Linked DNA regions of Mus musculus: region 1 is linked to region 2. A link is a loop called in an ENCODE intact Hi-C map of the cell type or tissue named here. Cell type or tissue: left cerebral cortex. All regions are shown on one strand. Links, peaks and the distances in the headings refer to the core of each region. The heading gives the core; the rest is flanking DNA. Region 1 holds the start of Gm29975. Region 2 overlaps Trio (triple functional domain (PTPRF interacting)).

Region 1 (15,778 bases), core at 4,224-12,223, 52 kb after region 2:
TGTGCCCATTTACTTCCGCAATATCCCTAAAAGAACATCATCTATTAAAATACTCATTTCACTCAAATAGCAAAGTTCCTAGATGGACTCCACCTAGCAATACCACCACAGCAGTCTGCACTGAGTTTAACAATGTATCATCTCTTGCTACATTGTTGCGCTCACCCTTCTTCCCCCCTCTCCACAATGAGACACCTGCATAGCAGCAAAGAAACCAGTTACTACAGTGCCCTTTACACTCCTAACCAAAGACTGTACTACCATCTGGCTTAGTACTTCCACCCACGCTCCTAATAAATAAAACCATCAACACAATGGAAACATGAGCCACCTCTCTCACACTCAGAGACCTGTGCCTATATGCAGGAATAGCATGGCTCAGGACTATGTGCCCCAAAGCATTTAAGGAACTTCTTTAAGGAGAAAGGTTCTCAGCTGTGTTAATGTTACTGGCTGGGTTTACAACACAGCAATGCTTAATATTTAAGCAAACAAATGCTAGATTCCCTGAGCCTAGAAGGCTCACTCAGGTGTAGGTCTGAGACAGTACCAAAAAAAAAAAAAAAAAAAAAAAAAAGTAACACTGGCTATAGCATAAGGAGACTCCAGTGGCGGGACCAGAGCCCCACAGTACAGACGTACTAACAGCCACTACTACATCCAGAAGGGCTTGGGGCACCAGCAGCATCAAGTGATGAATCTGGAAGCTCTAAGGCTGTGTTAAAGTGTTAATATGCAGTTTCACACAAACTGACCAGAAAAACATGTGGAAATAATGAAAAGATGTCCTTCCAACATGGCACTCTCTGAAAGCCGAGGACAGGAAGTCGATATGGTGGTTAGAGATTAACTTCTGAACTGCCCAACTGCCTGAGCATCTCTGCACACCATACACAGTGGCTCAGCTCCTGCTTTGGACCAAATGGAGATGATAGCACACAGCACTCTATTTGAAAATACTGTCTAGACATGAGGAGTCAATCAATTCCAGAATGCATAGACATGAGGAGTCAACCAATTTCAGAGTGCAGACTACTATGTTTATAAAGAGAGGTACATAATTGTAATCTCATCATACTTTATACATAAGCAGAACATTGGCCATTTATGATCAACTAGAAAAAAAACATAAATACCAGGGCTAGAGTGATTTGCAATGATGGGTGGGTGCTTGCCTACAATGCACAAGGCCCTGAGGTTGCTGCAAACAATAAGAAAACATACTCCTCAAAAGGGCAGCTAGACTTAAAAGAGTCTTATCTGGACATGTGTACCTATAGGTAAACGTCTCCTCAAGCAGAAAACAGAAGCAATGTGCACTTGTTCCTTAAACTGCTTGCTTGCCTTCTCCAGCGAGCGTCCCTTGTGTCACAACCAATGTTTATGTAGCTCTCTCCAGCACAGACATCCCGGAAAGCTGCATCCAAGTATTCAAATCAGAGGTGTGCATCACACCAAAGCTCAGAACTGCCCTCCAGAAAAGTGGCCCAGGAAGACAGTTTTCGGAAATCCTTCCCAAATATGCACCCTCACAGTGGCCGACAGGCTTTCAATGTACCTGCCCGCAGACCCCCGTTTCACCCCAGCCACCGGCAGAACGCTAGAACAATTTCTGCAGAGAACCAAAGTTCTCCAACCACAAGCTGGCGTAAGGAAGCACATGACGTATTTGGTATTTCTTCCTTGGCGATGATGAATACTTTATCTTTAGAGTAAACTGAGTCTCACAAGAAGATCACCTGTAACGTGCACATGATCAGAAAAGCCAATCAGGCTGGACTGGTGCGTGCGCCTGGAACCCTCACACTTGGGAGGTAGGTGTGAGCTGAGCTGGGTTGTACATACTAAGCTTGAGACCAGCATGGACTATTAAACAGCAAGAGTGTTTAAACACACACACACACACACACACACACACAAAGGACAGTAACAATAGTGCTGGTAGAGGTGGTGATAATGATGATAAACCAATCAATTAATACAACACTAGAGATCCCTTTTTAAAAAAAGGAAACCCAAATTTAGCCCTGAAGATAGGGGATGTCTTCGCGGAACTAAGTTCAATAACTGGACCTTGATAAAGCTGCTTTTACTGTTTTGGCTATTTGGTTATTGTGCTTCATATCAAACCTGAGGCTCCTTGCTTGAACAGAGCTATGGACTCAGCCATGGTGTGCTCCTTCCACTACGGCTGTCAACACTTGTGTCTTATTCAGGATGTCTGGTTAACTGTCTGAGCAAGCTTGGTTTACACACTTTTTTACCAATGGCCTTACAGGTAGTTCAATCTATGCTGTCCCTGCATAATAAACAACTTCAGAAATAATTTGTACAATTTACTTTAGATTTTCAAGAAGTTGCTGACAGAAGATTGCTTCTATTTAAATGAGATAACACATAAGATAATCCTTCTCTTGTCCCAGGGACATGTGACAAAATCCCCAGATATAGTATGGAACCCAAAATGGTATGGAACACTGTGCTATCCTAACAGTCAGTCTGGTACCAAGATGGCTACCGAGCAGTAACCAGCAGACACACTGTAATGTACCTAGCACAAGACACTGGAAGAAAAGCTGAGTCAACTTCTGCTGAGCACGGGCAGCAATGAGCTTCCATCACACTACCCACAAAGACGTGCAAATGAAAATAGGAATTATAGCCAGGCAGCTGGAGCTCCATGAATTCGAGGCCAGCGTGGTCTACTTAGTGAATTCCAGGACAACTGGAGCTACACGGTGAGACCCTGTGTGAAAAATAAATAAATAAAAGAAAAAAGAAAAAGAAAGGGGGATGGAAGGCAGGCAGGCAGGAGGATGGGTTCTACGTTTTCAGAGTTCCCCAGTTAAAATGTTCAGATCACCGCTGACTGTAGATGAAGGATACCAGGGACTGCAAAGAACAGCTATCTCCTGGCACAAGGAAGTGCTGTGTATCCCAAATAGAAGCACTCTCTTTTGTAGCCACCATCTGCCTCTGCTACAGATGACACGCTGCACTGTATCTGAACACCTGCCTTTTCACATTTACAAACGGTCACATCCCTGGTATGTTGGGGGCATCATTAGTGTGAGGTACAAATGAGCCACTTTGTAGGGCTAAGTCAAAAAGCTAGCTCCTGGAAACAGCAAAATCATGAGGTTCAGAACCAAAATGTGCTTGCCTGGGGTCCTTCTGTAATCTAAGAAAGCATTATCAATTGCATTCTAAGTGTTAACAATATTAAGATGCATCAACAGACTAAAAGCAGTGGTAAAAAGAATATTCATTGAATATACACCTCAGGGTCATTAAGATATTTGTGGGGACTAATTTTTATTAGTTTCTAAAAATCAATTTAAGTATTTGTGACTGTGAAATGCAGCACACTCACACATAGACACTAGCCAGATTCCATCCATTCAGTTGATGGATTTGTTGGTCAACACTCTGCCAGCACTTTTCTCTCGTGGAGGACTATAAAGAGACCAGGAGGACGGGTTACTGCAGAGGCTATAATGTTCTTCCAGCCAGTGGCCCTTCAGACGGAGAACATGCTGTGCTAGTTATTAATTATATATGTATCAATCTCAGGGGACGGGAACTGTGACCTAGCATATGAGGGAATTCTGGAAGCACGTCTGTGCATATCATCTGATTGAACTATGTAATAGGGCTACCCACTTCCTTTTAAAAGCCACGGGTGTCAAATGACCACGTGTGTGAGTCTGTCCCCAGATACTTCTCCACAGACTTCACCAGCCATTCACTTGCTCTAGAAATCTTTAAGATTTGATGAGTCCTGCTAATCTCCATTTGATGAGTCCATGCTAATTATAGCATGATCATAAGACCACAAGTCACGGCCCTGAACATCTGAGCAGGTCTTCTAATGAATAGAAAGGGGCAGAGACAGTGAGATAACGAAGTGTTTATCCTAAGGCTTCCTGCACCCACATCAGTTAGCTGACAGGAACTGATTAGCTACAAAACATCAGTGGGCATAGGTGCGTGTGTGTGAGTAAGATATGGTGGTACAAGCTCGTAATCGCAGCACGGGAGGCCTGGGGTTGCAGGGTTTCTAATGCAGGGATAAAACACCGTGACCAAACTGGGACATCACAGTCCATCACTAAGGGAAGTCAGAGCAGGAACTCAAGCAGGGAAGCGGAAGCTGACAGAGGGGTGCTGCTTACAACCTTGCTCCACGTGGCTTGCTCAGCCTGCATTCTTAGCACCACTAGCCCAGGGTGCTGACCAGCACACCGAGGCAAGAGGTCAGCGAGAGAGACCCCATGGGCCCTGTCTTAACAAGGAACAAAAGAAGCATCAGGAAGGCACGACAGAAAGAGCACGACAATGTGGGGAAGAATGGCTTCCCACTGCCAACTCCACAGCAAGCTGACTCAGACCGTTGAACCGAAACCCACTCATATTTTGTAAATGATCTCTTCTGATCATTTAACAAAGGGGTTAAAAGGTACCAAAAGTATGTTTTAAAAAATCTTTGTGTAAGTAGCTGTGCTTTTTTTTTTTGGGGGGGGGGGGTCAATATTACACAGCTAGAGTCACCTGGGAAGAGGGAAACTCAGTTGAGAACCTAGTTGCCCACTGGCCTGTGGGCCAGTCTGTGGGGTAATCTCCTTGACTGGTAATCATTGTGAGAGGGCCCAGGCCATTGTGGGCAATACCTGCCCTGGAAGTGGTCCTGGGTTGTGTGTGTGTGTGTGGTGTGTGTGTGTGTGTGTGTGTGTGTGTGTGTGTGTGTGTGTATGTGTATGTACCTGTACATATACATACATATACATAAAAGGCAGGCTGAGCAAGCCATGACGAGCAGGCCAGGAAGCAGGGCTCCTCCACAGGCTTCAACCTCAGCTTCTGCCTCCAAAAGTTCCTGCTGTGACTTCCCTTCATGACACACTGTAAGCTTTAAAATGAAATAAACCTTTTATTGGTTGTTATTGGTCAGTGTTTTGTCACAGCAACAGAAACCAATTCAGAGAGTGTTGGATTTCTATGGACACCATCTTCCTTGGCTTTCTTCGGTGTCTGAATCCGACATTACCTCTGCGGTTAGCTAGGCCCCCTGGTCGAGGCTAGGTTTGCTACCAGTTGGATAGTCTCCCAGCCAGCCTTAGCCCCGGCTGGGAACCTCAGGAGGACACACCCGTCTCAGAACAGGGTTCTCAGAGTCCTATTCCAAAATAGTAGCCTGCATCTGACCAAACTCCAAGAATTCTCTTGCCATATTATCAGTTCTCTGTATAAACTGACTTGTTAATTACAGCAGCAGCAGCTCCTTGCTGTCTAGAATCCCAGTTGAAGTGTGGGCCTATTAGAGCTGAGAGGTGAGGCTAAAAATGTCCATACGAGCACAAAAATGAGTTCAGCATGCTCATATGTGAGCTTAATGTACTCAGTGATTTGGTCATGTGTGCCATCTCAGATGAGGATAGCCTGAATTATCCCATGCACAGCTCACTGTATAAAAGAACTGCTCTTTGGTGCTCTCAGGATCAGCCCCCTACCCCCAACTTAATTCTAGATATACTGCACTTGCCTGATTTTAAACATCTCCCTTTTAGTCAGGGTGCTGGTTTTTATTGTGAATTCAATAGACACAGCATCTGAGGTGTCAAATCAGTGCTGAAGAAGCCTCAACCGTGGGGGTGCGCCAAAGCAGGTAAGCACCAAGATGCTCGCAAGACTCGGACTTCACGTGGGCTAATTTAACAGTAGACACATTTTACAACAATACTACAACATACTTGAACCTAAAAATAGAATTAAATATAATGCAGAAGTAATGAGGCTTTCTAAGCCTTGCCAAACCAGCAAATTGTGATGATCCCAAGGGAAAACCATGGCCAAACTCAGGGCCAGCATTAGAGAACTATTCGTGGAAAAAGATTTTCACTACAGTGGGCTAAAGCTCAGCTGCTAAGTGGGTATTTAACGTGCACAGCAGTGCTCGGGCCTGTCAAGGTGCTCATTTCACAGCTCTTTAACTTGAGCTACGTCGTTGGACTCTCTAGGAGAAGCAGCACACACCCCACAGACCAACATGGGATTCGTTCCCTAGAACACACATGGAGCTGGTGAGCGAGGGAAACACAACAGGACCCCATGCTGCGCCACTAGTGGAGGCAGTGGAGGCTGGCCTCTCCCTCCAGTGCTTATTTGTGGGTTAAAAATAATGGGGAGCGTGAAAAGAAGAAAATTAAGAAAGAATGTTAAGCTGGGTGGTGGCACACACCTTCAATCCCAGCACTAGGGAGGCAGAGACAGGAAGATCTCAGAGGGCCAGGATAGGCAGGGCTACACGGAGAAACCCTGTCTCAAAAAAACCCAAATAAACCAAGAGGGAGGGAGGGGAGGAGGGAGGGCATTAAAAAGCAGAAATGCTTTTCACATTATCATGGAAAATGAGAGTGGGTCTGATTTCATAAACCCAGTTTATTTACTTACACTCATGCCTGCCACTGTGAAATTTAGTGTGTTAATTTAAGCTAAGTGGTTCAACGTGAGTCGGGAACCAGGGCTCACAGCATCCCGTCCCTTAAACAAGTCTAGAGGCTACTCGGCCAAGCTCTCCATGCCTGCTTCCTTGAGTGTAACATGGGGATACGGCATGGAAATACGGCAAAGAAAGCATCATCAGGGTCAGCAGCCGCCGGATGACTGTAAAACTCCCTGAAACCACACACCACTTACAGAACCCCAACACACAGCTTGCTCTTTCTCAAAATGCTTTTTAAAAAAATGGGGGCAGGAGAGGGGGTGGTTGGCAACCTACATAATTAGAGCACTGGGAATTTTACAAAGTTTGCATCCTGTAAACAAGTGTCATGTTCCTTGTGATAGTCAAGCCTCAGCTGGCAAAACAAGAGAGTTGTAGCCGAAGGCGGACTTCAGCTCCGACCAGCAGAGGGGAATTTCGGCCAGCTCAGCCTCGGACAAATGGAACCTCCATCGGGCCACACGCACAGATCCCAGTCCGAGATGCAACAGCTTCCTGTTGTTACCTCAGCAATGCCTTCCTCCGTCCCCAAGCCTCATCTTGCCACAGTTTCTCAAGTCAGGAAGCAGCCCACTTCAACGTCTGTCTAACAAGCTAGTTACCCCTCAAAACACTTCCCTCGGCTCAATCACTAGTGTTGCCTGTTCCCCGAGAGTTCTATGCAAAACCCACTGAGAACTGACGTTTAAATGGCAAACTCCAGACGGGATGCAGCTCAGGCTGGGCTGTCCACGCTGAGGGGAGGCCACTGAGCACACTTCTGGCTGGTAAGCCAGTGACCTGCCACAGACCACACTATGAAAGAAGCCCACGACAAAGCCTGACGACACACAGAGGTAGCAGCAGTATCTCTGAGGTCCAGCCTGCAACAAAGCTTGCTTCCTGAAAGTCTTTACTCCCTTGTTAAGTGTGGGCTGGGTATAAGATTTGGAGTCTTTGTTGACAGTTCAGGAGCCATTTAGAATTAGGAGAGAGGATAGCAAGTATGGTCCAGTACTTAGCAAGTCAATTGTATCTGTAATAAAGAGAGACCAAAGCTATCACCCCTCTGAGCTCCCCATTCATCACCACGGACTGCTATGGTCCAAAAATCTTTACCTTACAATTTTCCTACGTTTACATTTCTCGGGGTTATTATGCAGTTGTGTTCAGTCTATCTTGCCTAAGTATTGCTAGACATTGATATGAAACTTCAAATAAATATGGACTTAAGCCACATGAAAACAGGGGAGGACAAAAACCACATGACAGTGCCTAACTCCTGTCACCAGGAATTAAGGACTGTCTTATCAGGAACTAAATGCAAACAAACCCAACAGCTGTCTAGGTGGGGTTGAGCCTGCCTTTCCCCACGGGTGTCCCTCTCCCTCCCCGTTTCTGGCCAGGCCACTCAAGGCATCACCAGAATGCTCCCATGGGGTACCAAGGATCCAGCCTTCCACTCAATTTCAAATTAAGTCCAAATTTAGACTGTGCTCTGTAACAAAGTGAAAAACTCTCCTGAAGCATGTTTTTATAGTTCTTTCATATCCACTGGATGACTCACAGTCATGGATCACAGAGGCCAGGTACTTTTATTTCTAAAAAAGGAATATGTTTGAGCGTTGGGGAGGCCAGTCTGGAGCTTGAAGGCCTGGTGACTGGGCAAGGAAAACATGGGCGAAGCTGGCTTCTCCAGCTCAGGCCAAGTGGTTTTAAAGTCTAAGGGCTAGTTAAAAATGTCACACTTGACTGAGGTTACGGTTTCTTTTCCAGTGGTCTCATGAATCTCTTCAACATTTAAACACTACTCAAAGGTGCTAATTAGGCTTGCCTCTTGAAACTCTCCTTTACAAGCTACTCAAAACACCCCGGCACCAAGCTGCCTAGAAAAATATTCGGAAACTATTTACTATGGCAGGACCAGGAGTCAGGTCCAACAGTTCTTCACAGACCGAGGACTTCAAAAGAGAGAAAGTCTTCTGTTGACTTTTATTAAGGACTTCAATTAAAGGTTGAGAAACTACACACACACACACACACACACACACACACAGCCTCTGATCTACTCCAGTTCCAGTCATGGGTCTGTCAATTGGTGTTCAAAGATCACCATGGACGCTGGTTACTTCACTTCACCCATGACAGAAAGCAACTCATTTGTAAGAGAGGCAATCAGATCTGAATCTAGAGCTACGCTGTCACAGAGACACTGCTTCCTGACTTCCCCGTCTGCCTTAGTCTGTCAGAATATCCCAAGTACAGTATGCCAAATATAAATGCGACGCTAGCAGAAAGCAATTTAAAGAATTACAGACAAGTCGTACATACTGTCAAATAAACAGAAGACAATTCTACTCCCTATTAAAAATCCTAGCACAGCTACAACTGTTTAATACACACTCATGTTTTAAGCAAAACAGCGTAACGATTCCGATAATAAATGCCAAGTTTAAGGCCTGGGAGGGACACAGCTCAGAAGCAGAGCATCAGTGGTGCGGCTTGTCTGGGCTTGCCTTTCCCAGGAACTTCCTCTCAGCTTCCAGTCCTGCTGCACTCTTTGCTGAGTGTGTGGCACAGGATGGGCAATATCCCCAAATGAGTCCCAGGTTTTCTGGAGGAGGCATCTCTGCAGGAGTGAGCTGGGACTGACCCACCACCACCACCACCACCAGGCCCACTGACTCCCGCACCTACTGTCACTGCTCTATGGAATAATGACACTGGCTGAGCTGGGGTTGGTCTTTAGGAGTCAATCTGCATAAACAAAGCAGGAGGATGTTCTACCATAATAGGAATATCTGTGGCAAAGAACACTCGTCTTAGCCTTTACAAAAGTCAGGAGAGCAAGGGGCAGGGGCAGGGGGTGAACAGAAAAGGGTTAACAGGGGTTAGGGGAGGCCTGAGTGTTCAGAATCCAGGGTCCCTGGAAATGATGAACGTGCCTTTCTGAGCTCTGGCAGAGTCCAGGTGTGCTTTACAGAGAGTCCAGGTGACAGCCAGCCTTAGGCCCTCCACGTCCTCTCATTCCTGCCCGGGTGTGCTGGCACCTGCTATCTGTCCATCTACCTCAGAATCCGTTCCAAAGGTTCTTTTCCTTTGTGTTAATTGCCCTTTTTTTCCTCTCAAGCACTTAAGCCAATCTTTATTTCTTTGACTCAGGATACTACGAATTTACGAATTGTAAACTACACCAGATATAAGAACAGCTTTTCACTAGAGGGTAGAGAAAGATTAACCCTCCAAAGAGTCTCTTTTGAAGGATGAAGAAAGATTTCAGGTTCTGAGCTACCTGGCATCTCAGTCACAGACAAGGGCATAAAGAGTCAGGAAAGCTCTGTGGAGTGAGTTCTACAGCTATCTGCCCCTGTGTGCTGAGCCACTGGAAGTCTTCAGTGTGAGACAACAGGGCCCAGAAGACAGAAGCTCAACACTGAACACACAACAAAAAGCCCACTAAGTGTCATCAGGTTAAGACCAGACAGTTGCCCACTTTAAACTCCAAGCCTCTCTAGCTCTCATTTAACTAGATGTTTGTCCTATTGGTGTATGTAATCTTAAATTTAAGACCTCCTGGAAGTTTTCTGCAACTACATAGAAAGAAAATAACAGTGCCCAACAGCCAATAGAGAAATGTGTATATTTTCAATTCTGAACAAGACCACAGGAGTCAATCCCAGGCCACAGGAGTCACTTGGACAATGGGGCTGGGTTGGAAGGAAAGTGGCAATGTAGGTGCCACTCATCCCTACCCCACACAGAAACTGCTCAGCGGAACAAGAATGTTCTAGGGACCTTTGTTTAGATCACAAGGGACTAAGAGACAGGCCTGCTGTCACACAGAGAAGCTCAACACCACCCGGGGTTGCCCTTCACACACTCACCTTCCAGCTTCTCTCCTGAAGCACCAAGAACCCTGCACGCATGGTACGTAATGAAAAGACACCGGAAAGAACAGAGGGTCTACAGTAAGACCTTACTTAACTCGGGAACACTGGGAAGAGACTAAGAAGGGCGCCTCCCTCTAAAAGTATACTGCATTGTATTGAGAATATGAATGGTTAGCACGGGAAACAGGACTCGGTCGCATCAGCCTGGCCCTGGGTTGTAACAGAGCTAACAGACAGCAAATCCCAGCATGCTCCGGCACGCTGGTTGGACCCTGATAATCTTCTCAGTTTAAAGCAACAACCACAAAAGCACCTGTTCAAAGCCTCAGCAGAACTGAAGGTCTAGGGTCTGATGACTGAAAAGCCATGGACTGGCACGTCTGTGCGGCCTCATACACCGCCTTGCCAGACTGTCCATCTCTGCTGAGGGCATTCAAGCGGAGCGCAGGAAGTGTCCCCTCCAACTCTCAAGCCTTACCTGCTGTTGCTAAGGTGAGTGGCGGCGGCAGCAAAGCTCTTTTCACAAAAACATTTTCAACCCCCTCCTCCCCAGGATAAATTCTGCGCGGCATTCCGTCACTGCGGGCTGGGGATTTGGTAGAGAAGGAAGCCATTGTGTAGACCCGCAGCATTCTCCGGCCAGCTGTTCACCTGACTTTGGAGCCCTAAATCCAGATCCACACCGTCCTTCATAATCCTCATGCTACACACCAGAGAACTGCAACAAGTGTGGAGGTTTTCAAGTTCAGAATCAATCTCTCTCTCTCTCTCTCTCTCTCTCTCTCTCTCTCTCTCCCCTCTCCCTCTCTCGCTCTCTCTCTGAAACCTTGCCTCTTAGATCACTTTTTTTTTTTAAAAAAAGTAAATGCTTAGTATGAAAATTAACTCAAGGTGAAACAGTAACTCTGTTAAACATTAGTGGATGGCAGGTTCCCTCAGGGTCACAGAACACCACCCACCCCTAGGGACTCTGAAAGGCGAGGAGGCATGCTGCTTGCTAGCCACTTTGTGTTTCCAAAGGCTCCTTGTCAAATGAAGGAGAGACAGCCAGGCTTCCTCCAGAAGGAGCTCACAGTTAGACCTGTTGTTATACAAAGCGGGGAGCACAAAGGCTCTCCCAGTTAGGAAGCGCTGCTGAATGCTGTTCTCTGATCTGTCTCATTCCCATGGGTATCTGGCCAGAAAGCCTTATTTTATTTTGAGGATAGAGAAATATTTAACAAGCAACTGTTTATATTGAGGGAAAGGACTTCTCGCCCGTTGGCTAAGACCACATGTAAATACTCAGGGGGATGTATTAAGTGTTCTGAATTTCTTTTGCCTACAAACTGACACCTCACCTCGCGCAAGCTGGCGAGGCAGCGGCAGGTCAGCAGGTGAGGAGGCTTAGCTTCTGCCTGATAACCTGTGCTGGATCCCCAGGCCTCTCACAGGAAGGGTCTTAAAAGTTGACCTCTGACCTCCACACTCCTGCCTTGCGGGGGCTCATGTGTACCCAGGCAGCATACAAAGAGTTTTTAAATTTTTCAGTTGATTCTTTCGCTAAAACACCTCTTGGGGGGCCTCCTTTATTCCTATCTGCTGAACAATGCTCCCAGAGAAAAGAGAACGAGGTCTGAGTGACAGACAGTCACTCAGAGATCTGTCTGCCTCTGCCTCCCAAGTGCTGGGATTAAAGGCGTGCGCCACCAAGAAGTGTTTATGTCTGTGTGTTTGTATGCGCACGTTCTTATGACTATCCATAGATATGACTATCCACAGAGAGCAGAAGGGGGTTCCAGAGCTCCTGAGGTTACGGGTGGTTGTAAACAGTCACGTGGATGCTGGGAACCAAATTCTGGTCCTCTGCAAGAATAGTCAGTGTTCTGGACCACTAAGCCATCTCTAAAGCGTCACCTTTTATTACTTGAGGAAAGGCTGAGGGTGTGGTCCACAGTAGAGCAGATGTATATGAGGCGCTTCGCCCAATTTCCAGCACAGTACACAGTAGGACACAGGCTATGTTGGCTGGGTACCCTGCAAATAGATGAGAGGCTGGGGAATGGGGCTGGAGACTCAGTGCATAGCATGTATAAACACTAAAAAGGAGATTCTTCCAAAAGCTTACCTGGAGGCACGGTTACTTAGGCAGGAACATGCACAACTGTCCTCCTGAACTCCTACCACGCTCGGAACAGTGAAGGTGTAAGGTCAGCTCTCCTCTTTTGCTCCACTCCTTCAAAGTAACCTTTTTATCCATCCAATGAGGACAGGAGGCTCCAAGCAGGAAGAAATGGCAAGTTTGGAAATTCAGGCCGCATGGGCTGAAAATACCAGCATGTAACCACTCTCCTATCTAGGTTACTGCAAGAATGTGCCAGAAACCTGGGGGGTGTAACTCACAGACCTTTCTCCATCCACAGAACAGATCTACATCCATCCAGCTGGCTGCACATGTGCCAGCACATGCCTTTGCCACTCAGGTGAACTTAAACGGGCATGGTGTGTGTGTTGTGTGTGTGTGTACATGCCAGATTGGTACAAAAGCATGTCTTAGCATACATTACTTTGATGTGCTTATATGAATGCTTAAACTAACACAAGGATTCTCAGGACCAAAGAATAGTTTTTATTGTTAAATGGGTTTAATTTTTGTAATTAATTAAGAAGAAGTATGGAATGAGTTCTCTAACACCCTGTAAAGAAGTTGTCAGGGTTTTACTTGGGGGAATCTAACAACTGTCAGGACTTTCTCTCATTCAGGGGCACCAAGCCTGCTGAGGAAACCCCAGGCAGGGGAGCTGACAGGCTGCCCAGGAGCAGGCAGGGACAGTGGCCAATAACCCTCTAGCCCCCTTCTTCGGCAGTGAAAGGCCTGTTTTAGCCTGCTCCCTCTGCAGTCCCGTGTGGGAGGCGGGGGCACAAAGACCCCCTTGGCTCAGCTCTTAGGAAGAAGCTTAGGAAGCCGGCCAGGCCTCGAGTGCTGACAAATCCTGATTCAGGACTCAAGTCACACTTAGCTCACTGCACACAAAACAAGCAGTCCAGCCACTCCGGGAGCTGGGCAAAGGGAGCGTGGAATGTGCTGGAGGTCCTTTCAGACAGCACACTCCTGGCAGAGCCTCTGACTCAGCATCATGTCTCAGACCCACTCTTCGTCAACTGTCCACACCATTATGTGTCCGGGACTGAATCAAGGCAGATGATAAGTCACAGAAAACTACCCCTGAGTCATCAATATCTGAGTGTGACTCTCTCCACCTCTGCAGTCAGTAAGGCAGCCATCCATCTCGACTTGACAGAACAATTCCAGTTTAAGCCTACTTTTCCAGAATAATTAGCAGCAACACCCCGTTTCATTCTCAGAAGCATCTCTGTTTGGACAGTACATCCCATGATCAGCTTAATAATCAGGAGCAAATATCAGTGCCAGACAGCAACACCTGTCACCTTTCCAACACCCAGCAGCACGGATCTTTCTAACCACTCCACATATGGAGGCAGGGGGCAGTCTCAGCACAAGGCCAGCACACAGGACTAACAACCTGACCTCAGCAATCATCAGGTCAGCAAACCGGAACGTCATTCATTTTCTTCTCCTTTCCAGTCTTCATTCTCCGGCTGAAAACCATCACCTAGGAATGACCTCCCCTTTGATCTGAGCCCTTCCTGTGTGGTCCTCACGTCTCATATCCGACTCCACGGCTTTTGTTTGGCAAACCTAAAGCAGTAAGGCCGAATGAACCCTTGCCTGAGGTGCGGCACTGTGAGGGAGAATGGCTTTTTTCTTTTCTTAAGTGGGAAAAGAATTATTCCATGAACTTGGAAAATCATTTAGCAGTGTGGCTGTCAAATAGACAAAAGGGGGCTAAAAAGGATGGCTTAATTTTAGGTAGACTGCTGCTGCAAAAGTACGAGGACCTTAGCTCATGTACATTACGTATTTATACAAACGGTCACATCACATACACATACACACACACACACACACACACACACACACACACGGCCACTCACCCATGCAGACACAGTGATTTATAATACTAAATAAAATGAGATAGAAAAGTCAGACCATGTTGACAAAGGCAGATTAGAAACTGAGCCAAGTTGTTACAGTGGAATTTAGAAACTTGTTTGTTTCTGTAATTGTGGGCCGGCCGATGGGTATTTCAGACAAGTCTCAGGGTTGCATGAGTATGCTCCGCAGCCCCTTCAAGCAGACAAGCTCTCAGCAACTAATAGGAAGAGATCCTCCTAAAGCAGCAGCCGGGAGAGAAGCTGGCTCTCGATTCCCAGCAGGAGATGGGAGTGAGTGGCCTTTGCTCAGCCCCCCTGGAGTGCAAAGCCATTAGTCAGGCAGCCCGTTAGAGCCCCTTCCAGGACACACACCTGCTTTTACTTTTCTTCTTCCTTTTTCAGTTTCCCACCTGGTGCTCTCCCAGGCTATAGGACAGAGGCTCCAGCACGGGACCACTCAGACCTCATGTGGACAGATGTTTCAGGTCAGATGACAGCAGACGTGTAGAAACACCAGGCACTAGGGGCTGTGTTGGACACTTTCCCTAAAGAAGGGATTTCCTCCTGGCATGGCCATACAAGGTCCCATGCAAGAGAAGGCAGAGGCAGGTAGATATCTATGTATTTAGATCTGGCCATCTGGCTTATGAGAGTGCCTGGCCAGCCAGAGCTACAGGGTGAGACTGTCTCAAAAACCAAGGGATTTTCCATAGTATCTGCTCAACTTCCAATCACTACAAAAAATGTTAAATGTGTCCTTTGAATTTTGAAGGCACTGAGCATGTGAAATATAAGCCACTGAAAGAAAAGAATTACCTAATTGTGCAAGATTATTTACAAAAGTATTTTTTTTCAAACACTGAATTGGAATATTAATTATTAATCTGTTTTCAACACAAGTACCAGAATAATGCGAGCACCCAGGCATATGACCTGGCTATCTCTGCTGCTCTAAACAGACCCTTACAAACACTAAACTTAAGCTCTGCTGTTTCCTTTCTAACATGAACATATGTAACATCAATTCTGTCAAGTGTATAAAATCTTCAATGGCAGGGACAGGGAGACATTCCACTGGTAAAAGGGCCTGCTGTGCAAACAGATAACTGGCATTTGAAACACGCCCTCTCCACACACACACTTTAATGACCCATAGAAGCTAAACCCAATTTTTCAAATAGCTCTGCTCAATAAAAATTTTTTTAAAAAAGAAATAAAATGTTTGATTCTCATTTGCTTGGAAACGTGTAAAGGTTAGTCTTGAAAAGTTCGATGTTTCTAAATTTTAAAGTCTGTAAATCACAGACAGGGACTTTTAATTCCCATTTTGTAGTGAATTCACTTTGGTTTTTTGGAGTGGGGGATGGGAGGGTTTTTGCACTGCTGGAGACTGAATCCAGGGCTTCCTGCA
Region 2 (15,778 bases), core at 2,938-10,937:
TTTGGTTCCCAGGACTCACAACTGTCTGTGACACCAGTTCTAAGAGGAATCCAATGCCTCCTTCTGATCTCCAAGGGCACTGCACGCACACACAAGCACACACATGAACATACACAATTAAAACTAAAACCTCAGAATAAGTTCTTCCAACACAATAATAAGTCCAAATTTTCTTAGCATAGCATCTTGAATAAAAATATTAGTTGTCATTCCACTCTCACCCCCAAAACAAAAATGACCTTCAGAAAGTAGGCTGCGACAGCTCAGACTCCCTTTCATGTCTGTCCAATAGAACCTATCTAAATTCTCACACAGGGTCCTCTTTAACTATTGTGTTAGCTGTGTCTACTGAGAAAATTGGTAAGTGGTACTTTGAATAAGAATGGCTTCAAATAGGTGCACATATTCAAATGCTTAGGGAGAGGCACTGTTTGAAAAGAGTGTGGCTTTATTGGAAGAAGTGTGTCACTGGGAGTGGGCTTTGAGGTTTCAGTAGCCCAAGCCAAGCCCAGTACTTAGCTGGCTGGCTGGAGCACTCTATATCTGTCTCTCTCTCTCTGTCTCTGTGTCTCTGTCTCTGTCTCTCTCTGTCTCTGTGTCTCTGTCTCTCTCTCTGTCTCTCTCTCTCTTGTGTCTCTCTCTCTCTCTCTCTCTCTCTCTCTCTCTCCTGCCTTCAGATCCAGATCTAGAACTCTCAGTCACCACGTCTGCCTGCATGCCCCCATGCTCCCACCATGATGACCACAGACTAAACCTCTGGAACCATAGCTACGCCCAGTTGAATGCTCCTTTTTAACAAGTTGCTATGATCATGGTGTCTTTTTACAGCAACAGAGCACTGACTACAACAGAGTAATCACATATGGGAAGGTTGGATGTACAGGAGATGCCCAAGACAAGGTGTTGGGGGCTAGGAGATGGCTCTGCAGTTAGTAGCACACGCTGCTCTTGTGGACGGATGACCTGTGTTTGATTCGCAGCACACACGGCAACTCACACCTGCGTGTAACTCAGGCAACTGCACTCAAGTACACACACATACACAAAATTAAAAACTGTCTGTTTTTGTTTAGCAAGGATCGGTAGTCTAGGCCTTTAACACCAGAACTCAGGAGACAGAGGCAGGCAGGTATCTGTGAGTCTGTTGCCAGCCTGGTCTGCAATAGCGAGTTCCAGCATAGTGAGATCTACCTGGTGAGAACTTGTTTCAATAGCAAGGTTCTAATAACTTCCAGGACTGGATGTTTTGCTGAATCTATGAGAATCAAAAGTAGAAAGTATGCTGTGCTATGTGAAACATCAGAAAGATGGGTCTTAAAACTGGTACCTCATCAAGGGCATTAGTGGAACCCCATAGGTGTGGTCACCTCAAGGTTCTTTTTTGTTTGGTTGGTTGGTTGGGTTTTTTTTTTTTGTTTGTTTGTTTGTTTGTTTTTGTTTTTCTAGACAGGGTTTCTCTGTATGGGCCTGGCTGTCCTGGAACTCACTTTGTAGCCCAGACTGGCCTCGAACTCAGAAATCCACCTGCCTCTGCCTCCCAAGTGCTGGGATTAAAGGCGTGCGCCACCACCGCCCGGCCACCTCAAGATTCTTAAGCTCAGCTTTCTGAACTCCTGGTACTCTGGCAGTTACCAATGAGTTACAGAGTCTGGCTCTCAGTAGTACCCCACTACTGCAAACTTGAGCAGTTCTCCCAAAACCAACAAACCAAGGAGGCCAGGAATGTGACTGGGTGTGGCTGGAGAGACTCAGAAAGGGACTGGTGGGGAGCTGCCGTGAAGGAAAAGTGATTCTCTGTGTGCACCTGCCAGGTGAGCATGCCCAGCACACTGAAATGCTGTGTGCGCAAAGATGCTCCATTTCATAGTCATTCAACATTGGGAACAGGACACAGATTTACATGAGCGTTTAGAGCCAAGAAAGCAGTCCCTGGATTTTATAAACATATTTGTGTATAAACAAAGCCAAACTGGTGATTTTTATTTCGATGTCTTATTTTATAGGATCAGTAGCTGGAGAAGAAACTCTGTTTAAGACTTCACTGTCACTGTCCAGACTGGACTGATGGCCATTCCTATGAGCAGGGCCATACAGCTGGCAAAAAGATAAGCACAGGACCTAGGAACCATAGTCACCATGACACCTGCCTGGCTTCTCTCAACCCTCAGCCTCACCTGACAGCCACCACTTATTCTACCAAGGAAAGCAAAGCTAAAGAAGGTCTGACTTTCCTCCTTCCCATCAAACACCAAAGCCTACCCCATCACCACCACCATCACCACCATCACCAACAACCATTACCATCATCATCACCACCACCACCATCATCACCACCACCATCACCACCACCATCATCACCATCACCACCATCATCATCACCACCATCACCACCATCACCACCACCACCATCATCACCATCACCACCATCATCATCACCACCATCACCACCATCATCACCACCACCATCATCACCATCACCACCACCACCATCACCACCATCACCACCATCACCACCTCCACCATCACCACCTCCACCCTTCGCCATCTGCTGGTACAGCTTTAGCTGTTCCAAATGCCCCATCCCCAGCCACTCCCAGGAAGGTAAATTTCACCCCTCAGATAGCATCCCTAGACAGGAGAGAGGTGAGCCTGAGTAAAGCACCAAAACCTAATGGACGGAGCCAAGGACTCAGGAAGCAGAAGGTCACCACATCCTCCCTCCTCCCACAAGACTCTTCAGTTCACAGAGAAACCTTTTCAAAGAAACAATGCAGCCCAATATACCCAATGTGCATGCGGCCTTGGGAAGGAGACGAGGCACAAGGGCCAGGTGGGAAGACTGCACACTGTGCTACAAGCCTTCCTCCCCACATCTATTCCCCACCCTCTGTCCAAATTCTCCAGCAAGGAGGGCTCTTTGGGGACCTGGGATCAAGGGGATCTGATTCCTGATTTATAGGAGTTATTTCTGTCACTCTGTGTGCAGCCCATAAGTACTAACCAAAATTAGTCCAATGCCACTCACTTATCGGCAAGGTCCCTGGAGACGCTGGGCCAACAGCCTGGGCTGTCTCATTGTGGTTTTAGAAGCTGCTTTGCTAATGCGATCCAGATGTTTGCACTTCAAAAACTGTCGCCATGACATCAATGGAGCCCTATCATTCTTTTAAGATTTATTTTGTCTGTGTGTGTGTGTGTGTGTGTGTGTGTGTGAATTTGACAAAAACTAGGGTAAATCTGAGAAATGACCTTTAGGCAAGTCTATGAGGCTTTTCTTGATTCGTTACTGATGAAGGAGTGCCCAGTTCATTATGGGCAGTGCCACCCCTGGACATGCAGTCCTGGCATGTCTAAGAAACAAGCTAAGCAAGCCATGAAAACTGAGGCAGGAGGCAGTGGTATCCCATGGTCTCTGCTTCTGCTCTTTCCCTGGAACCCCTCAACTGATGAGGGTAACCGCTAAATCAAATCAACCATTTCTGCCCACAGTTGCTTTTCGTCAGCATTTTATCACATAAACAGGAGACAAACTAAAACAGCGTGCCTGTGTGTATGCGTGTAGACTACATGTGTGCCAGGGCCCACAGAGACTGGGAGAGGGTGTCAGATCCCCTGGAACTGGAATTACAGGTGGTGTAAGCCACTTGATGTGGGTGCTTGGAACTGAACCTAGGACCTTTGTGAGAGCTGCAATGAGCTTTTTCACCAGCCCCACCTTGCAGCCACCTAAATCTTCTGATGGTACCACCTGGTCATTAAACTAATACCACTGGGAAAATTAAACCCTTGTATATAGCGCTAGTTTGCACAACTAAGCCTCAGTTGTGGTGGGTTCACAGACCCAGAGACTACTGACTTATTGCAGAAGGCGGCAAGCCTGAATGTGTGGATCAGTGTCTTTCTAGCCCTTCTTTGACTCCTCTGTGGAATCACTTTAGGCTTGGAAGGGCCACAGCAATCATTTCCTCTCTCCTGGCTGCAGTTTCTTCCTGGGTGAGTCATGCATTTCGGAGAATCGTTGGAGCATTCAAAGAGAAAATGCATGCAAGCATCTTGCACCGGAGCTGGGCGGAATGTGGCACAGCTCACAGCAGCTGTCATGTGGCTATGACTGCCACGGGATGCAGTCACGACAGTGGAGAGGGGCATGGCCAGAGGCAGCGCACACGGCGGGGGTTCAGGTGTCGGAAAGGATGTGCTTGTATGGACATCCAGCTGAATACCCTTGAGCATCTGTCTCCTCCCCTCTCCAGCACACATCTCTGCTGGCCCTTCCCTCAACCAGTCACAGCAGAGCAAGGGAAAAGAGAGAAGCAGAAAGTCCAGAGGTTTTCTCTTCTAATAATGAAGCAAGTGGTTGCTATTGGCAACCAAACATTCCTGCCCTGCCCCCATCACCACTCAAGGAGACTCCGCTGCTTTGCACACTCTGGTCATTTTTCTGGTTATGATTTCCACCAGTGCAATCCCTCCTTGCGAGCAGGATAGCCTTGTTCACATTCCTGTGACCCCATGTGAAGGGCAGCCTGACAAAGGAAAAGCAATTTAATTACAAATGCGCGGCTGCAAGAAACCAATAGGGCCGTGGCAGCACAGAGGTATCTGTGTGAAGACAGTGACGGCATGCTGGCCACGTGGCCAGAGCTAAAGGGATTACATCATCTCCTTTGTGCGAGGATGAACTGCAGGAGGGGCTGTTCAGTGCTGCAAGCACCACAGGGAGCTGCAACGGAGAGCTGCGCTTCTGTGGAAAGTCGCCCTTATTTGTCTTCCGTGTCGAAAATAAAAACATGTCCCCCAAAGACGATATAATCAAGCAGGTTGGATTTTTCTAGCGGTTCATATTCATCGTTTCCCTGTGTCTTGTCTAATGCACTGTTTCGAGACTGGAGCGGTCTTGGGAGGAAGGTAGGACAGTTCTCCTCCCACTGCGCACAGACTCTCAGTTCCCCACACTGTGTGGCGTTCACTGCCAACAGAGACGGAAGAGCTGGTGTTAGGGAGGAGAGCTGGGCACATCCCCACGCAGGGCAACTTCTGTTCTCATTTACAGTGACTCCATTAAATTATAAACAAACAAACAAACAAACAAACAAACAAATAAATGAAAGCCGGGGTGGGGATGGGGGAAGGCGCCAGCCCAGAATGATGTTATTACCAAGAAGCCTGCTCACAAAATGTATCCTGTAAGCAAACACACCTGCCGCTAACGGTCATTCAAAACCTCGTCCAGCAGAGCAGCACAGGATCTGTGCCTACGGGTCATTTAGTGTGATCTCGACAAATGCAAATTAAACTTACAGAACAGAATAAAGGACGTCAGAACCCGCAGACACACACTCCATTGGTGATTCCCTCTTCCACAGACAGCCCAGTGAGTGCTGGGTACTCACTCAGTAAATAAGGAGGCCCAGCAGCTGGCTGGCATAAGTTTATAACAACCACCTCAGCCACCTCAGGATCACAGGATGGCCCTAGAACCAGAAATAATCCGCAGCCATTCCATGCCCAGGTCTGGTTTACAGAGCTGTCGTGAGAATCCTGTGTATGCACCTGCCTTGGGAAGAACAGCAGAAGCCTGAAGCCAGACAAGGGCAGTTTTGCAAGGCTGTCTACCCCAGCCTGTAAACACCTGAAGAGAGAACTGCATCCCCGTCACCAGGGTCCCTGTGCTTCACCTATGCAGTCTCCAGCTCAGAGCACCTGGAGGGGAATCAGACTCACAGGAAAGAACATCATTTTAAGGAAGTCAGCCTCTGGAAGCACACCCAAGAACTACCGCACCTTAATAAACTCCTTAGAGTCTCTAAGCAGGCTTGCCCTAAGCACTAACAGGCAAGCCTTAAAACCCTGAACATAGTGCCTGGCACACTGTGCCACAACAGTGCCAACAAACGTCAGCTCTACTGAGGACCATCTGCTCCAAAACAGAGCCCAACTCAGGATAGGTGAGAGGGACCCAGAAGGCAGGAACGACCCTGCTCGATGCACAGAGAACAAGGCTGGACCTGGGATCCGTTGTCTGCCCCCATAAGGCCCTGGCTTCAAGGACGCTGCCAGGGCCCTGTGTGTATTTAATCTACACAGTCAACACACAATTAACCAGTTGAGTAATGAATGGCTTGAATCAATTCATCTAACCCTACTAATCTATTCAATGTCACTTTGAACTGGCAGCGGATGCTTCTGAAATACATCCAGCACACTTCCCTGTAGCAACACTAGACAAAAGGTTTTGCAGACAGGATGCTCATTAGCAGATGCTCAGGTCGCACATCCATGTCTAATTGTTTTAAAAATACAAATGGAGTAAAGCTACAGATATGCATACATGATTTCTCCAAAATCCTTTGCTCATTTATATTGGTATTTTGCCAGCTTCTAATGCTGGGGTTTCCTAAATACAAATACAAAATCCACTGATACTCCTTAAACTCAGAGGTCTAAGCAAAATTGTAACAAAATCCCACCTTTTTAGCAATATAATCAGTCTAACTTGTAAACTCTGTTGACAAAGTAACAAGTATTTTGATGTGTATAATAATAATAATAATAATAATAATAATATAAGCACACTGATAATAGATGATTGATAGATATAAACAGATAAGATAGATGCCAGATTGATGGATAGATAGATAGATAGATAGATAGATCATGTGTTCAACTTGTAAGAAAGAATCTACAATGAAATCATAAAATGTAGTGGATTTTCCGAAGAAAGTAAGATACAAAGAATCAAGTTTTTCTTCCCTATGTGAACAGGTTACCATAATAGGATTGAGAACTAACAAACCTCTCCTTGAAGCTGTGTTTTACCACCTTTCAACATAATGGAATCCTATGTCATTAAAACTATTCCTAATTCTGACTGATGATCTCCATAATTCTGAGGTTCATATTCACACATCAAAGTAACAGACAGCAAAAGCAGCAGCAGCAGCAGCATCTAACTTGGCAACTGAGAGTTGAACAAGACATTTCAGTTTCTTTACTTGGCTCAGGACCCAAAACCAAGGGCAGAAAGGGAAGATACCACACACCCTCAATCCTGGTGCCAGGCACAGGAACAGGCCTAGCTGACAGGCAACTCACCTGAGCACACCCCGAGGCATCTTGGCTCAGTATGCTGAGGTACTGGGAAGGGAGAAGGTGGCACAGACAGTGGGAACGCTGTTTGCCATCTTCAAAGGCACATACTACCGATGTGGGCAAATGACACGGGGCAAAGGCCAGGAGAGATGCTTAAAGTGGCCAGGGCTTCAGGAAATGAAAGGAAGTGTCACTCATCCACTGTGTGCACATAGGGGTGTGTGTGTGTGTGTGTGTGTGTGTGTGTGTGTGTGTGAGAGAGAGAGAGAGAGAGAGAGAGAGAGATGGGGGTGAGACTCTGAATGATGGGTTCATGGATAAAAACAAAGCAAAGACACACAGATTAGCAGGTAACATCCCTCACTAAGAGATGCCACCCTTTTCCTTTTCTGGTTCCCAGTTCCCATGTGAAGGAACCAACATGAACCAGGACGGTGGAGGCTGAAACGGAGAGAGCTGAGCTGAAGACTAAGCTACTGTGACGCCCCATCACTGCAACGGAGGATGGCGATGGGGAACAGGTATGGGCAGAGCACGGTGATTAAGAAACAAGAGGGAGGTCTTGGCAAAGAGTAGTTTGCGTCCCTTGATTAGCTAAAGCACAATGACATGTTTTCATGGCTGTCGACTCGGGAGTTTGACTGAGCCTAAGCCCAGTTGTCCAAGTGCTTGGCCTTCCAAGGAGGTAACAGCCAGGGAGAACTGCTCGTTACATGGCTCCATGATCTTCCTGAGGTCACCCAGAGTAGAGACAGAAGAGAACCCCACCTCCGGCCATACTGTTCCCAGTGACACTAGTTTGAAACAATGATCTTGTGCCTTTATCAAAGTCTTGCAGCTTTCAAATACCACACTGGGTAAATCCTAGGAGCCTGTGTGCCTCCAGCCCATACCTGACCACTGTGACTCTCCCACCACTCCAATGCATCGTAAATCATGTTTTAAAGCTACACGTGGTGCGGGGTGTTGGGAGGAAAACACTGGTGATCCAAAGGGCTTCCTGTTTTAATATGAACTGTCACTTCCCGATTTGTCTCAAAAGGAAATGGACATTTGTTACTGCTCACGAGATCAACGAGATGGCTCAAGAGAGGAGAGAAATCAAATGGACAAGGAAGTTAAGTAGTCTGTTTCTCCGACTCTATCATTAAGGAAGAGTTACTGTCCACAATACTCACGAAACAGTTAATACAGACACACTCTAACACTAGGTAGCTCCAGTCTTGTTTTGCTTGGAATAGTTACTAAAACATTCAGTGCTTAGCGTGGACATTCAGTGCTTAGCGTGGGTGTTTACTCCTGTCGCTGCAATTATCTCCTTGGAAGGCCAAGCAATTGGACAACTGGGCTTAGGCTCAGTCAAACTCCCGAGTCGACAGTCGTGAAAACATGTCATGTCACCAGCCATGGGTCCCTTACACCCATCAGAACTTCACTTCCCAGGCCCGACACATGAAGCCCAACTATCAAGCCCTGTGCACCCTTCACCTCTGGGTTTTTGTTTTCCTCCTCAGGAATAGACAGTAAGTCCACTCAGGGAACAGGGCCAGTCTGTCACAGTGTCCTCTGCAGAGACTACTGACCCCACACAGAAGAGCTGTGCGTCTGGAGGCATCTCCTATTCATTATCATAGAATTGTCCTCAGCTTGCTCTCGGATCTCTGTCATTGAGCAGTGCAAGCCCAGCTCTTAAGAAAATAGGACTGTTGTTAACAGCTGCATCTAAAATAGCATAAGCCTTTCTCCTCTAACTGAAGCACGGAACAGAAGGGAGGGAATTGTACTTACTCCCCTGAATAAGAATCTCTGTGGTGTCGAAGAGGGCCCGGGCCATTGGAAAACTCTGCACTGATCCTACCGTGCACATTCAAAAGACTCTTCTGGTTGAAACCAGAAACTTCAGTGAGAGAAAAGCTCAGATTCCTGGGTTTACTCATGGCGAAGCCGTGCCAACCTTGCAACAGGTGAGAGAGCGACGCACAATAACCCTACTTAAAGGCTGGGACACACGGACAAATGTGCACACCACAGAATGGGAGAGGCCATCCACAGGTGCATGTGAGGCAGCCCCACAATGACAGGAGAGCTGCCTGGCAAATGTTGTCTCCTCTCTGACTCTGGGGACGCACTGGCTTTTCCAGGCCCGGTGTCAAAAATGTGTCAGTGTTTGCTCAGAGTTTGACTCACGATTCCCAGTGGTAAAGCAATTCAAAGGCAGACCAGTTCTGTTCTCTGCCCACCTCAGCCCCCTGCCTGTCTGAAGCTGCCACCTCCGCTAAGCTCTGTATTTAACTTGGAGGTGCCCACCTCTTGGCCCCCCTTAGATTCTGTGCCTTCATCTGGGCCTCCCCTGGCTGTCCTAATATAGCCCAATACACCTGCCTATCCCCGGTCTTAAGTCTCATGTTCCCTGTGTTTACAGCTCCAGCATCTGCAGCCTCCCTCTGGAAATCCGCCCACTCCTTCTTACTCCAACCCAACCAGAGCAGATAGCAGAACATGGAGCCAGCTCCTGGCCAGTGTGATGGGTAAAGGATTCAACGCTTTGCCATGAGAGATACAACTGGGATAAATGTTCCATAAGTCAGTGAGAACTTCCTACTTATTTCAATGGCTGATTCTTACCCTCAATAGCCTTCATATCATAGAGTACTGCCACAATACGGAACAAAATAAAGTATAGGCTATGCTGAGAATAGGCTATGCTTAGAATTCAGAAAGTGGGTCATAAATGTTTACTTTTAGTAATTCTATAAAGCCTCACAAAGGAAAAAAAACAACAACAACAACAACAAAAAAAAAAAACCTCCTCTGCCAGCCTTAAAGGAAAGTGTGTGGACCACTACAGGTGAGGCGGCCTTCTCCATGATTGCCAACCACAAACAGAAAACCCTATACGTTTTCTGCGTCAAATCATAAAGTAAGAAGTGAGCATTTCAAAGTGCATATCTGAAACTGGTTGTTTCAAATATCACGCATCTATCATCCAATCCGGTAAGCATCTTTTGGGGGGGGGGGAAGGAGGGGCTGGTGAGATGGCTCAGCAGTTAAGAGCGCTGACTGCTCTTCCTAAGGTCCTGAGTTCAAATCCCAGCAACCACATGGTGGCTCACAACCATCCGTAACGAAATCGGATGCCTTCTTTTCGAGTGTCTGAACATAGCTATAGTGTACTTACATATAATAAATAAATAAATCTTTAAAAGAAAAAGAAAAAAGGAATCCCCCCCCCCACCGCCCCACCAGGTGTTAAAGACTTTAAGGTCTAATGAAATGGGTAAGACATCAGTCCTTGAGTTTTATGTCCCTGGCCTTATGTTAGATAATAGGCCCAAGGCATTATACATTAAAGTGCCTTGCCACCACCGGCAGCTAAATAGTGCAGCCTGGCTTTGGGCTCTGAGTCACCCCTCCCTGAGAGCATTCCTTCTGCCAAGCACGGCCCCACATATGGCATTGTTGCTGCACCAATGAATTCGCTGAACAGAACAGAAGAGGCTCAGATGAGGCCTTTGCTGCTTTCCCACAAGTACCTCTATTAGGGGCTCTAGACTGCAGGCATGCCTATAACAGAGTCAATATCACCACCACCACCTCCACCTCCACAGGCAACAACAACAACAGATAACAAAAAACTGTATGGAAGCAAGGGAGACACTGCCAGCTCACAAAGTCAACAAGGTCTTTTAGTAAACCTAATTACATTCACCGTGCGTGTCTGACTCACGGCAAACGCTAGAGGCGAATCCACCTGCTGATACTTCTCGTCTGTGTCTCCACGTGACATACCTCTTGCCAGAAATCACGTTCTCATTAGTTCCAAATAGTCTTAGAATAGAAGAGAGCAGTGAGTCCGGCATGTGCGACTTCCTTCTAATCAAGCGCCGCAGACGTGCAGGAGGATGAATTAAAGCCTCCTTAAGCTGGACACACACACACACACACACACACACGCACGCAAGGAGGAGGGAGGGGCTGCTAGCACTGAAGAGTATCTTCTAAAACAGTTCATTTCATGTCAAAAGGTTGCATGGGCTGGCCACACCAAATGCCGAAGAATAGTGCAGTGAATGCAGACTGGAAAGAACAAGCATCAGAAGAGGCAGGACAGACAGACAGACTGTCTGACACCTAGAACACTAACCGAGAGAAAAACCTCAGGGAAGCAGCTGGACAGAAAGCAATGGTAGTGTGAGCACCCTCACACATCACAGAGAGGGACAGAGCTTGATCTAAACTCTTCCTGCTTGTCCTGAGAAGAGGAGTGTCACCAGCTGGGCTCCGCTGGTGTGGTCAAGCCCGCATGCACACATGTGCACACACACACATGTGCAAATACATCATACACACATATAAACACACACATACATGTGTACACACATGCGCACACATACACCTTGTCCAGTGAGGTGTACAGAAGTAAGGTGAGGACCTTGCTTCCCATTTCTGGTTTATTCTCCAGAAGTGCTGAGGGAACGTAAGGTCAGGCTGCCTGTCAGTACCCTGTGCATCCTCTTCACCTCTAGCGCTGCGTTTGTTGAAGAGTGAAAACGCAAACTTGATTGTTCTCTGAACTGGCAGACAACATGGGAATCTCTTGTGAGGATCCACAAAGGGAAAACCCACAGCCAGGTTAAATACTATTTTTAAACAAAAAACAACTGCGAAGACTCGAGATTTGCCCTTACTAGTGACTTGAGATTTGCCCATACTAGAGCTTGCTCTGTTCTACGGCAACAGCCTTGTCCCTATGCTCAGATACAAAGGTGAAGAAAAGAGGGTGCCTCCATCTTCATTACGTGAGTGACCCAGATGCACACCTGAGGCCATGCTGATGGAGCTGGAAAACACTGAGTAGAGTGGGTAGGGCAGCAGTCTGCCCTGAGCTGAGGGCACAGACGGCACATCATTGCACTCCACATCTGAGTCGTGCACTGCGGCAGCCTTTGTGTCGTGCCACGTTCTTGCGTGTGTACCCCCACCTAGCAGGGTTGCATGAGGAGGCTTGTGCCTGCACAGAGTAAGCACTACAAGCGACTCTGAGCAGTTCATTATCATCACTATCACTTGAAGCACTATCGGAATCATGTCGCATAATTTAGGTTTACTAGGAAAAAAAGTTGTAGCACTCAAATGTATTGAACTGTTGTGGAAAAATGTTCCAAGCTGCCAATGTGCTGTCACTCATGTCACACCCATGGCACCAACAGGTTGCGCTGCTAGTGTAAATGGCATATCTAAACGTATAAACCTATAAGTAAATATAAATCTAATGACACAGGGTCTGAAAGAAGAGAGAACCAAGAAACCAAAGTGAGCAAGTCAGTGTGTGCCTGGCTACTCCTCAAAGCCGTCCACAGGCAGGCAGTCTCAGGATGGGAAAGGCAGCCATATCCACAACAAGCCAGTTTTAGCCCCGTGTAGCAAGCAAGCACGCTTCAACTAAGCAGAAGGCTCTTGGGGTCCTCAGAGCGTGCCGTTTAGTTCTAAGTAGGGACAAAGGCAGAAATTGTCTGCTCGCTCCCAGCACATCTGCTAAGAAAGCCTAATTCAGCAAATTGTTTTACAGACCAGAAATTCTGTGAACACGCTACAAAATTATGTAAAGCCTCAAGTCCCGCCTACCCCTCCCTTTTACTGTGTTTCCTTACAGTGGCGCCTTCTAATTCCTGGTGACAGAGTCACACTTATGATGCTCAAGGACACATTATCAAGTGGAGGATACACACGGGTACATATGCACCAAGTGTTCATGAAAAGGGTCCTTGCAGTTAATATGGAAGGAAGGTATTTGCAAAAGAGCCTTAGCCCATAAATCTATCACTTGTTTGTTTATAATCTACATGAAAAGCAAAACAGGAGATGCAGACAGACAGCAGAGCCTAAATTTTAACACTAGCATCTCTCTCTCTCACACACACACACAAAGGTAACACTCTTCTTTCAGCTGATCACCAGTTTAATTACTCACTCTAGAGACCCATGAACTCATAAAAACTTGTTCCACAACTCACAAAAGTGTAAACTTGTACCATATCATATTCCAGTATGAGGTTTGTCAGCATCTCCTAACAAAGAAGAAACCAGTTTCGTCTGTAAAATGGGAGGAAAAATGAAGAAGAGAAGCCAAATTTGCATCCTACCAAATACAAGCCACTAATAAGCTTGCATATCCCTGTATAAGCCAAATAAATACAAGCTATCTGCAGACTTTTCACTTTCTGGGGCTGAGTCAGAGTCCTCATCGGGTAGGAAGCCTGTCTAGAGAATGCACACGGGCCCACCCGCATGTCAGGCTCACCCTGGATGGAAAGGTACCCACTCCCTGCAGCTCAGAGTCTTAGACCCTGCTGGCTGGTTAACAGAGGCTTGGCTTGGATCTGCTTCCAAATGCTTTTAATGCTGATAATGCCAAAATTCAACTGTCCACAGCAAGGGGAAGGAGGAAGAAGAAGAGGAGGAGGAGGAGGAAGAAGAGGAGGAGGAGGAGGAGGAGGAGGAAGAGGAGGAGGAGGAGGAGGAGGAGGAGGTCTGGCTTCATTTAGGGGAGGGGGAAGAACAGCCTAGGTCCAGCCCTCAGGATCCCCACAAGCAGTAATGCCCCAGTCTTTCCCAGGCCCATATCTCTTCATTTATCCCTACTAAGGCTCATTTAACAAAACACTGACCTCATTTTTATAAATCACGTACATGTTTAAGAAATCCATTTGAGCAATGTGGCATCAGCTATGTAAATGTAGCAGTGGCTACGTAAAGCTACTACACTTCCCATACCACCTAGTTGCTGAAAGCTTATTCTGAAGTCATACATTCCTATTAAAGTCAAGATTATCTGAAAACTTGCTAGTCACAGACTAAAGACAAAATCCTGGGGGGGGGGGGGGGGGACTATATTTGGATTAGAAGAAAAGGAAAGCCAGACTAAATATGTAAGAAAGAAGTTAAGGACACTGATAAACTCAAGAGGCAGTCTAATGAGAAGCTGGGATCCGACGAAGAATGTGTAGCTTGTGTGAATGCATCAACCTCGGGGAAGCGGAAGTTTCCATCACTGTCCCCACTGCCCAAAAGCATCCTTTTCGGACATCTCCAACTTTCAAGGCCTTGTGACTAAAAATAAAGCTCTCCTTTTAGGTCCTTTCTTGCTTGCTGAACAGTTTCAGTCCCCTCATCTCGGCCATTGCACCCTGCCCTTCAACAGTGGGAGGAGCTGAGTCTCAGAGCTGGACCAAACTGAGCAGGGCATCCGGGTGGCCATGGAGGGCATGGTGGGCAAGCTGATGCCACATTCATGGAGGCCAGGGAAGATTAAATGATGAGTCTAGATTCTCATCGATACCCAACCACACAAGTCAAACTGTGTGGTGCATGCAAAGGCCCAGGAGCTCAGGGATGCCGGCCTCTTGTGCATCTCTGCTTCCCGTTACACATGGTTCTTCGGAAGGAGACCACGGACTAACACTATGGACCCACCAGTCTGACATTGCCAACTGATGCACTGTGTTCTGCACATGGGCTGGAAGGAGGGCAAAGTCACTGCGTTTTAAAGAACAGGTATATCAGTGCTGGAAAGGTCTGGGGGCAGGGGAGCCACTCCTCCTGTATGGCTCAGAGAACGAAGGCTCTACTGTCTCTTAGGATTTAAACCCACTAGTCAGGATGCCACTCAAATTTTCTAGAATTACCCCTGATACTATAATAGTTGAAATCCTCAGTATTTTGAACCTTAATGATTATTTTGAACACCCTGGGCAGGCTGTTCTATACGTTAATAGACACCATTTTCACCTTTTTCTGTAACATCTATAATGAAGAGTAGGTCCAACAGGAAATACCTGATTCTAGGCTGCAGTACCAGCAGCAGCCACTGTGATGGTACCAGGAGCTGATATCTCCTCTATTTCCACAAAAACGAAGATGCGTAGGTGTTACAATTAACTTGCACAAGTAACAAGGCACCCAGGTAGCTGAGAAGAAACAGGATGTGCAGCAGGGTAAGTTGAGTGTATCTACTTAAGACCTAATAAGTGTACCTCACTTGTCCTCTCAAACAGGGTCTACAAAACTATTCCATGTGTCTATACAGACCGCCCAAGACTTTAACCAAAAGAATAGTGCAAAGGTTATTTTTTATTACTTTTATTTTTTTACAATCCAGTTGTTGCTCCCATCCCGGCACACCCTCCTATTCTCATCCCATTCTCCCCCCCCCCCCCCCCCGTCTCCAAGAGGATGTCCTACCACCAGGCCTCCCCACACCCTCCGCTGTTTTATTTTTTAAATGGGATTTAAATATTACACTCAACCCAGAGGATGAACACAATGAACCACACAGGAACAGAAGAGACTGACCTGGCCAGACCTTCTTCTCTCTGCCTGTTCAGTGTCTCTGGGGCAGGTGTCCTCCAGGGATCCCAGACAGGACACACCAGCCCCAGAGCTGAGAATGCTCTGACCCTGGAGGACATCTGGCCCAGGCCTACTTGATCCACTGCATGAGGTGAGGAAGATACTATCATTGATGTTCTAACGTCATGAGCATAAAACCCCACCTGGTCAAACTACCGGCATTGACAACACAGAGCTACTCAATGGCAGAACTACTTCCAAACTGCAGACACTCCTTCCCAGCGGGGAGAAGAGAGCTCATCTCCATCACCCTACTCCTCGAAAATGAAATGACTGC

Evidence for each region. A loop is a pair of places that touch in the nucleus more often than their neighbours do. Peaks named below come from ENCODE experiments on the same cell type or tissue, not always from the same donor. Only the 100,000 strongest peaks of a DNase experiment are listed, where the experiment ranks them.
Region 1: a loop joins it to region 2, with 1.8 times the contacts of the local background. A loop is called at or near these places in 6 of 42 quality-filtered maps.

What each region holds. Positions count from the first base shown.
Region 1 is chr15:27,984,232-28,000,009 of GRCm38, forward strand. The region is part of intron 1 of Trio (triple functional domain (PTPRF interacting)); the gene reads right to left. Gm29975 reads right to left here and starts at 10,851. Exons shown (of 5, transcript XM_017316826.2): 1 at 1-10,851. In left cerebral cortex, for the core only: no CTCF peak of the experiment used is centred there; no DNase peak of the experiment used is centred there.
Region 2 is chr15:27,933,111-27,948,888 of GRCm38, forward strand. All of the region lies in intron 1 of Trio (triple functional domain (PTPRF interacting)), which reads right to left. Among named protein-coding and RNA genes, the nearest start is that of Gm29975, 54 kb to the right of the region's middle. In left cerebral cortex, for the core only: a CTCF peak has its summit at 4,692; DNase peaks (open chromatin) are centred at 4,041, 4,358, 4,678, 4,904 and 4 more places; H3K4me3 peaks cover 1,029 bases; H3K27ac peaks cover 4,235 bases.